2 separate regions of the Homo sapiens genome follow, and region 2 is linked to region 1. A link is an interaction called in ENCODE POLR2A ChIA-PET data of the cell type or tissue named here. Cell type or tissue: CD4-positive, alpha-beta T cell. All regions are shown on one strand. Region 1 overlaps HNRNPLL (heterogeneous nuclear ribonucleoprotein L like). Region 2 overlaps GALM (galactose mutarotase).

Region 1 (5,000 bases):
CTAAATATATCAGTTTCTAAACAGTGGTAAGCTTTCCTAGAGTCAAATGATCTGATGGAAGCTGTGAACATTCTCCCCAAAAAGATGCACCTATCTACTACAGGTTCTAAGATTTCTGGAGGGGTTCCCTGGCGTCCTGGTTAGGGATTCTTTACACTAAAATGTAATTCAAGCTGAAAAGGGCTTTGAAAAAAGTGAGGGTATGTTTTTAAAAAAGTTTTTATTTTTTTTGGTTAAAAAAAAAAATGTTATGAAGGTCTTTATTTGGGGATAGCAACCTAACAGTTTCAATAGCTATCAATTTGAGTGCAAGCTAAGAGCTCTACAGAAACAAAAACATAAACTGTTATGGTCTCGCAAGACAAATATCTGTAAGGAATTAGAAAACAAAAAATTTTCCTTCAAAGCATAAACTAAAAACGTTTTACGTGCTTTAATTATATTTCACTATTCACATATATACCTTATACATTTCTAAACTTATCTGACTAGAATTATATGAAGAACTAACCTCAGCTGGCTTTGTGTAAACATCAGACCCTTTAAAAGAATAGATGTAAACACTATTAAAATAAGCTTATCTACACCTGTTTAAAGAGCCCCTGAGAAAAATGTAACCACAACTATTTCAAATGAGATTTTTTTAAAAAAACAAAACCGAGTGGTCAATAACTGTAAATTGACAGAAGTGAGACATTTCTCATCAACCACTTGTCCGGTTGTTTCAGTGCTAAGGATGTGCTTTCTAATACTGACATCAACTGTACCAACCCAAGGCCAGGCAGATTTCCATAAGTAGTGAAAAACATGGGGTCTAGCCAAAGCTGCATTACAAAACAAACCTATTTGCAATTTCATGCATAAGGCAAGATGATTTCCTGGGAATTGAGAGTTAAAGGAGCCAATCATCTAAAAGTCCTAAATATGCAAACATGCAAAAGATCAATCATCACATTGTCTTTTTCTTTTTGCTAGAGTACATGCACTATAGAGTACCCACTCCCCAAGGTATTTTGTATGCCATAAAATTTTTTTCTAGTTACTGACTTTTACAGACATACTCATCTTGAGCTTTTCCACCCTGTAGTTCAAACACTGATATTGTAGTTAAGATGTAGCCAATACTGCAGCCCCCTTGTTTTTACAAGATCCACATTTTAATTTGTATATTCCAGAATTGCCACACAGTTAGTTGAACAATTTTATCAGTCAAATTTATCCTCACGAAATCTAGCACTTATAGGTGAAGATGCATCCCAAATGAAATGCTCTTATTTTCAGATTTATCAAGTTTAAAGATATTCTATCTTGAACAGACATGTTACTTTCACCTACATTTGAAATGTCAAAATTTCTAGTTACACAAATTGACAGTGATAACCTTAAATTGTTACAAAAAGTGACAACTTATAAACAGCCACTTTACAAAAATCAAACCACACAGAAGAACGTCTTTCACATATAATGCACCTTTTCATTATGTTAGAATTTCTGTTCAGTGACCACAATTGAGAAAAAAACAAAAAATTTAAAAAGTAAACAATGCAGCAAGTGTGCACCTTTCTAATCCTTTTATTTTTCTATCTGTGTGGATTGGTTGAGCATTATCAATTCCCAAGACCTGTTAATAAACTGGTCCTGGTTATTTGCCAATTAACAATTTGAATCTAAGCTGCACACAGTCACAGTAATGGGCATTAAGATTTACAACATTGCAGATGAAGTCTAGTTTCCGTTAGTGGAAAGTCTTAAATTCTACAACTGAAACCTTAAGGGAAATCAGACCAATATATACATACAACTTGTATAAATGGGCACAGTCTATCATGGTGTTCATCCCATGCAATTCTGAAGTACTGTTAAGTGTCCTCCTTTAAAAACTTGGGGTGATGGTGCATGCAGTATGCAGTCAAGGTGAATTGCGAGTCTGAGTTTTTCAGAGGGCTTTTTGCTGATGCCGATGTTGTGCATGATGAAGTGTAGAGTCAGCCTGCTGGAGTCCTCTATCCTTCTTAATGCCTCGTCCAGCTTGGGGGAAAGTCCTTTCCATAGAGAAGCAGTGTGCAAGTTTGCAGTTTGTAAGGAATATTCTGAATCAGTTTCCTCTCCTCCAAAGAGAGAGAGCTGCTTGGAGAAATGCAAGTCCTTGAACTGCGGGCGTGCCTGAATGTGTGGGCTCCTTGTTGAACTAAATATAAATAGCTCAGTACATACCAGTAGGGGGCACTAATGTTCAAGGTTATTTTCCAGCATTACATGGCCTTTTGCAACAAAAGCATTCATCAACAAGGTTTTCATTTGAATTAACTAGCTCATCTCAGGAAAAAAGAATCTAACTGCATATAAAAATTTGTCAGCAGATCAAGTACATTCTAAAATGTATAAAATACCTACCTCGTCTTCCCAAATATGGTTTAGTGTAGTCCCAACTGTCATTGTCATTCCTAATAACATTTAGACGAGTTGGCTGTTAAGATTGAAAATAATGTAAGTTCAAACTGCATATCCAAAGCATAAATATTTCTTGGGTAGGGTGTTGAAAAAAATATTTACCCGTGCATATTCAATTTTTAGTGTGCAACATCCAGCATATATATCAGCTCCATTGAGTGCTGCTTTAGCTTTCTGGGCACAAAGGACTGATTCAAACATAAGCTCTATTAAGGAAATTCGGTTTAAGGTATCTGATACTTAATCATTATTCACTCCCAAAGGACAGGATTGAAAATAATCAGAAGTAGCTCTTTTACTTCTGGAAATGTTTTACCAATTTCAGGATGAATTTTAAGAGAATTTTTTGTTTTGTTTTGTTTTTGAGACGGAGTCTTGCTCTATCACCAGGAGTGCAGTGGCGCGACCTGGGCTCAATGCAACCTCCACCTCCCGGGTTCAAGCAATTCTCCTGCCTCAGCCTCCCAAGTAGCTGGGACTACAGGTGTGTGCCACCGCACCCGGCTAATTTTTAATTTTTTTAGTAGATACGGGGTTTCACCATGTTGACCAGGATTGTCTCGATCTCTTGACTTCGTGATCCGCCCGCCTCGGCCTCCCAAAGTGCTGGGATCACAGACGTGAGTCACTGCGCCTGGCCAGGAGAATTTATTTTTAAGATCAAGGGTGGCTGGGCACAGTTGCTCACGCCTGTAATCCCAGCACTTTGGGAGGCTGAACCAGGTGAACAGCCTGAGCTCAGGAGTTCGAGACCAGCCTGGCCAACATGGTGAAGCCCCATCTCTACTAAAAATACAAAAATTAGCTGGGTGTGGTGGCAGGTGCCTGTCATCCCAGCTACTTGGGAGGCTGAGACACGGGAATCACTTGACCACCCTGGGCAACAAAAAGCAAAACTCCATCTTAAAAAAAAAAAAAAAATCAAGGGTACCAAAGAAAACATAATACAACCGAACTATCTACCTTAATTCTTTTAGGTCATCATTAGTACTTTATAAATCGGAAAGCAGAGGAGATAATGGAGCATGGTCCCATTCCCTAGCAAAGGACAACTTGCAACCTTGAAACAGAAAAGATTTTACTCTTTAAGAAGAACATTACAAAGAGCCAAAGTAATACAAAACAAATACATGATTTTTACATATTTCTGAGAAGGCATAGTTTTATAATACTCTATCTAAAATTTTATCAGTTTTTAAAAAAATTACTTAAGTCCATAATCTTAAAAAAATAAAATCACAAAGGTATATAAGGTAAAAAAACAAAGATAAAACATAAGTCCCTTGCCAGAAGTAAGCACTATTAAAGCGTTTGCTGTATATCCCTACCTTCTTCTATGCATACACATGCACACGTAGGTTGGGGTTTTCTCTTTATTATTATTATTTAAGATGGGTCCAGCTTGGGGGAAAGTGTATTATCTATACTATTTTGTAACTTGCTCTTCTTACTCAATGTGTGACAAATTTAACATAAAGAAGTTTTTACATAAACCATTACCATTTTAAAGGTTCAATAAAAAAAGGTAAGATTTTACTGACTCTAAAGTTTTGGTACTTCCAAACTACTTTAAGAGGGAGTCAGAAAAGTTCACTTAGGATAAATTCCAAAATAGTACAAGTGTACATATCTTCAAATAGTGTTATTTAACAGCTTAAAAAGGAAGCACTAGATTGCTTTCTGGTAGCAAGTTATTCTTATCATAAATAGTAAAATTCCCTATGAGTACTGCAGTTTCATTTTTTAAAGCTAAGTCACGTAGATTTTTGTGAGAGGACAAAGTAAACACCACTTGTCTAGAAATGCTTAAGCCAGAAAAAATAAGATCCGTATGAATTACACATCAATAAAAATTTACAAATAAAGGATATTCAACCATTGCTTGTATCCCATTTCTCTTGAATATAACAATACGTTGCACTTTGCCAACAGGGTTGCATACAGTATATAAAACATCCTATGAAGGAAAAGAAAAAGATTTCTTCACACTTTACATCTGAAAAAACATTAAAGCTATACTTCGTTTTGTTTTACCTAAAAACTATCAACTGTCAAGATGTCATTTCTATTGATTAATAAAATTAATTCTTAAAATTATTACTTTTTTCTTGAGACAGGGTCTCACACTGTTGCCTAGGCTAGAGTGCAGTGGCACGATCACAGTTCCCTACAGCCCTGACTTCCCAGGCTGAAACGATCTCCCGCCTCAGCCTCCCGAGTAGCTGAGACTTCAAGGCATGCACCACCACACAAGGTTAATTTTTTCGTTTTTTGTAGAGACAGAGTCTCACTATGTTGTCCAGGCTGTCTCAAACTCCTGAGCTCAAGGGATCCTACTACCTCAGTCTCCTAAAGAACTAAGATTATAGGTATGAGCCACCATGCTGGCCTAAAATTATTATACTTTAATAAATCTTAAGGTATTTCTTCACCTACACAATACACCCACATTAAAGAAGTTCCAATGGAACATTTGGAAAGCACTGTCACCTATTTTATGTCCTAAATGAATCCTCAATTTTTATTTTCTTAACAGGTGACTAAAATAA
Region 2 (5,000 bases), 100 kb after region 1:
TAATTTTTTTAAACTTTTTCATAGAGATGACATCTCACTATGTTGCCCAGGCTGGTCTTGAATTCCTGAGCTCAAGCGATCCTCCTGCCTCAGCCTCCCAAAGTGTTGGGATTACAGGCATGAGCTATTGCACCTGACCACAAAAAAAAACTTTAAAAATAAACTCTTCTTCATACTTTTTTTTGCCAGTCTTAGAATCATATTTTCTGGAACAAGAAGAAACTTCGAGATAATTTCTTCAACCCCTTTATTTTATGAAAGAGATTAATGCCTAGAGTCACACAATGAGCTAGGGACAAATGAGGCCCCTCAAATCAGGACTCTTGACTTGTAGGCTACAACTCTTCTTAATGGCACAAATGCCTTATTTGTTTTGAACTCTGCCTAGGGAACACAGAGAGCCTTGTAGGGATTTTAATAAATATTTGTATATATACCCCTAGGAGACAGGGGCTGATTTATTAAAGTTTTTTTTAATACTCTCAGCAGATATTGCTATATGGCGTTTAGCAGAGTGGGGCTACAAGATTAAAAAAAAAAATCAAAGAAAAATCATCAAAGAAGAGGAGAGGAAAATATTGTAGACACACATCGTACAAAGTTAGAGAAAAGAGAATGGGGAGTGTGAGAAGGTAGAGAAAAACAAACATTTGTAATAATTAAAATCCAGGGACCAGGTGCGGTGGCTCATGCCTGTAATCTCAGCACCTTGGGAGGCCGAGGCAGGTGGATCACTTGAGGTCAGGAGTTCGAGACCAGCCTGGTCATCATGGCAAAACCCCGTCTCTACGAAAAATGCAAAAATTAGCCAGGTACAGTGGCTCATGCCTGTAATCATACTCGGGAGGCTGAGGCTTGAGAATTGCTTGAACCTGGGAGGTGGAGGTTGCAGAGCCAAGACTGTATCACTGCACTGCAGCCTGGACAACATAGTGAGACCCTGTCTCAAAAAAAAAAAAAATCCAGGCTATCATTAAAAAGTCTTAATTGATTGTATAACCATTTTCCTTGTGAAATCAGTTGTCTTTAAATATTGAAATATGGCATTTAGCTTGAGGATGGAGCAACTACACAACTTTGAAAACACTTTTTTCCAGGTGCTCTGGACCCCTCGGGTGCTGTCAAATGGCGTCCAGTTCTCGCGCATCAGTCCAGATGGTGAAGAAGGCTACCCCGGAGAGTTAAAAGTCTGGGTGACATACACCCTGGATGGCGGAGAGCTCATAGTCAACTACAGAGCACAAGCCAGTCAGGCCACACCAGTCAACCTGACCAACCATTCTTACTTCAACCTGGCAGGCCAGGTAAGTGAACTTGTTTCTTCTTTCCTGCTTCGTGCTTTGTGGAATGTCCTGGGCTGTGGCTAGAGAGATCAGAGTAGTGTGGAATTGCTGTGGCAGTGAGGTCACCCTCATGATGATGAAAAGGGCCCAGCAGAGGGCTTATAGTAGGTGCTCAATAATTGAAAATTATAGAGAAAGACAGAATGATTACATTGTACTGCCAAGAGAAGTACCTGTTTCCCGTTTGCTTCAGACAAGTAACTAGCTGTTTCAAGAACTCCCTCTCAGAATCTAATTGTAACATGTGCTTATATTTGCTTCCCTTATTCCACGTCTACTCCCTGCAAATTTGTTCCAATTAAGGTGCCTTCCACCCTTGGAGCTTTGGAAATGGGCATGGTCCAGCTCCTTTAGATATGCTGCCAATATGTGTGTGCTTCCCCTGTGAGCCTGCCAGCTCCTCCCAGGGGTTTGGGTGGGCCAGTCCTGCCCTGCGCAGTACCGTGGAAAGAGCACTGGACTTGGATTTAGAAGACCTGGTTTTTTTAGCTTAATAAAGGCATATTCTCAATTTCATAGTAATAACACTACCTACTATTTGTCAGCTGCTGTTAGAAGCCCTTTATGAAGTTGTTGGTTAAGACACTAAAATCAACCCAGCAGAGGGATAAACCCCAGTGGGGGACCACTTGAACTGCCCACATAAGAGTGGTGTAGAGCTGCTGACAACCCCCCTTAAGTGATCCCTTCTGAACTACCTCATTCCCTCCTAAAGGTAACAGTTTAGCTCATTGAGGAGGATATCATATCAGACAGAATAAAAAGCTTAGCTAAACTCTGTAGATTATATCTATTACTTCCTCTTTATCTGAAGAACTCATCATTGTCTACTATACTTGACTCACTTTGGCCTGATTTTCTACCGCAAGATGGTGTTCACAGTCAGCTAGTAATATCTCACCTTTTTATACTGTTTCAGGAGTTTGCTGATGATCTGCTGGATTCTGTTTTCTAGAATTTTCCCAAATTGCAGAGTTAATTGGTTCTTGTAAAATTTCCAAAGTTCTCCCTTTAAAAAAGTTGACCCTTCACTTGCGGGTTCCTTATCCTCAGGAACTTTCACCATCCTTCTTGAAATCTTAAAAACAAGGCCAGGTGCTGTGGCTCATGCCTGTAATCCCGGCACTTTGGGAGGCCGAGATGAGTGAATCACCTGAGGTTAGGAGTTTGAGACCAGCCTGACCAACATAGTGAAACCCCGTCTCTACTAAAAATACAACATAAGCTGGGCATGGTAGCGTGGGCCTGTAATCCCAGCTATTCGGGAGGCTGAGACAGGAGAATCACTTGAACCTGGAAGGCGGAGGTTGCAGTGAGCTGAGACTGCGCCATTGCACTCCAGCCTGAGCAACAAGAGTGAAACTCCGTCTTTAAAAAAAAAAAAAAAATCTTAAAAACGAAACAAAAGACAAAAACAAAACAAAAACCCTCAGACCTAAGAGGATCTACTTCTTAAAATAAGTTCAGAAACAAACGACAGAAATAGAAGAAAGTATTGTTTTATGTAGGTAAAAAACTCGGTGATAATTCTGTTTTTTACATTTTTTGCATACTTAGGACATCCTATTTAATAATAGGGAGGGGAGATCTAAAGGAATAGATTAGAAATAAAAAGAGAAATTATGCATGCAGTATTCCATCTGCCAGTGTGTTCCAATGAAGGAGACAATATGGGAATGTTAGGTTTACTAAGGCTTTTTACGACTCTTCCAATCCTGCAGGGACTTGGAGTGACGGGTATTTCTGAATCTCTTTTCAGAGGCTGAATAGTTTCCTAGATCATAGACCCCACCCAAAAGCGCGGTCAATGAACTTCCTTCCGTATACCACAGATTGAATATCCCTTATCCAAAATACTTGAGGCCAGAAATGTTTTGGATTTTGGAGATTTTCAGATTTTGGAATATTTGCGTTATATATACTTATTTGTTCAGCATTCCTAATCTGAAAACTCGAAATCTGGAATGCTCCAGTGACTACTTCTGAGCGTCATGTTGGCACTCAAAAAGCTCAGATTTTGGAGCATTTCAGATTTTAGATTGTCCTCTTTTTTTTTTTGAGGTGGAGTTTCACTCTTGTTGCCCAGGCTGGAATGCAGTGGCACGATCTCGGCTCACTGCAACCTCCACCTTCTGGGTTCAAGCAATTCTCCTGCCTCAGCTTCCCTAGTAGCTGGGATTACAGGCGCCCACGACCACGCCCAGCTAATTTTTGTATTTTTGGTAGAGATGGGGTTTCACCATGTTGCCCAAGCTGGTCTCGAACTCCTGACCTCGGGTGATCCACCCGCTTCAGCCTCCCAAAGTGCTAGGATTACAGGCGTGAGCCACCGCACCTGGCCCCAGATTTTAGATTTTCAGATTAGGGATTTTCAACCTCTATCTTAGTAAGCGTAGCTTGAATCCACAGCCACTAACTTCAGGTTTGAAGGTGGATGGGGGCACCAGCCTTCCAAGGCACTCCGGTAGGAGTGGATGATCACCAAGCCAGACCTGGAGTCAAGGGCCTCTGCATCTTCAGAATATCTCTTGCCATACCTTGAGAAGCATTATCATATATCTCAAACCCTCCCCAGGCACATAGCTCAAAACCTGATATTTAAATTAGTCAGCTCATCTTATATATTTTTGTTTGTTTTTTAAATTTAATAAGTGGTATTTTTGTTCTATTTGGGCCCAAGTATTGCTCATCACTTCTAAGTTTGAGGGTTGGAGACCTGGGGAGGAGGGGAGAACTGGCTTTGTCAAAGAATATAAAAGGTATGTAGGTTGCAGGTCGTTTTTTGTTTTATTTTATTTTTCTGTTCCTTCCTGTGCCTAACACAAAACTGGGATAACTTTTTTTTTATTGAAACTTTACCTAAAGACCTGGGTGTGGTGGCTCATGCCTGTAATCCCAGCACTTTGGAAGGCCAAGGTGGGAGCATCACTGGAGCCCAGGAGTTCAAGACCAGACCGGGCAACATAGAGAGATCCCCCATCTCTAAAAACAAACAAACAGGCTGGGTGCGGCAGCTCACGCCTGTAATCCCAGCACTTGGGAGGCCAAGGTGGGCAGATCACTTGAGGTCAGGAGTTCAAGACCAACCTGCCCAACATGGTAAAAACCCGTCTCCACTAAAAATACAAAAAATTAGCTGGGCGTTGTGGTAGATGCCTGCAATCCCAGCTAATCAGGAGGCCGAGGCATGAGAATTGCTTGAACCCAGGAGACGGAGGTTGCAGTGAGCCAAGATTGCGCCACTGGACTCCATCTTGGATGACACAGTGAGACTGTGTTTTTATAAACAATAAAAACAAACAAACAAAAAAACAACAGAAACTTTACCGAAAGAGTTATGAAAGCAGGTCTGGGGGAATTCGAGATGAAAAGCAATAGCATGTGGTACATGACAGGTAGACATGTCATTAAGGACCCAGGTTCTTCCAGTTTTCCATCTGCTTCCTCAGTATTTTGGCTTTTGTCTTCAGGCTTGTCCCCTCATGGCCACAGCTCCAGGAATCACCTCCTCATATAGTCACATCCAGAGACAAAAAGACCCATTCCATTTTTCATATCTCTAATGTCCTCTTTTTAAGAAAAAGCAATGCTTTTCCTAGAAGCCCTCCAGCCAACTTTCTCTGATTTCTCATTGGCCAGAAGTGTGGCCTATGCTCT

Evidence for each region. Peaks named below come from ENCODE experiments on the same cell type or tissue, not always from the same donor. Only the 100,000 strongest peaks of a DNase experiment are listed, where the experiment ranks them.
Region 2: POLR2A ChIA-PET joins it to region 1 with 20 read pairs; 10 of 35 experiments call an interaction of 5 or more read pairs at or near these places.

Annotation. Positions count from the first base shown.
Region 1 is chr2:38,579,519-38,584,518 of GRCh38, forward strand. HNRNPLL (heterogeneous nuclear ribonucleoprotein L like) reads right to left here. Exons shown (of 13, transcript NM_138394.4): 4 at 4,323-4,408; 5 at 2,554-2,650; 6 at 2,395-2,467. Among named protein-coding and RNA genes, the nearest start is that of HNRNPLL, 21 kb to the right of the region's middle. In CD4-positive, alpha-beta T cell, CTCF peaks have their summits at 2,237 (motif pointing right) and 2,436; a DNase peak (open chromatin) is centred at 2,203.
Region 2 is chr2:38,680,183-38,685,182 of GRCh38, forward strand. It overlaps GALM (galactose mutarotase), which reads left to right. Exons shown (of 7, transcript NM_138801.3): 3 at 1,098-1,304. LOC124905993 (a long non-coding RNA gene) reads right to left here. Exons shown (of 3, transcript XR_007086292.1): 3 at 3,701-5,000. Among named protein-coding and RNA genes, the nearest start is that of GALM, 17 kb to the left of the region's middle. In CD4-positive, alpha-beta T cell, a CTCF peak has its summit at 2,199; DNase peaks (open chromatin) are centred at 2,199 and 2,699; H3K4me3 peaks cover 1,718 bases; H3K27ac peaks cover 1,441 bases.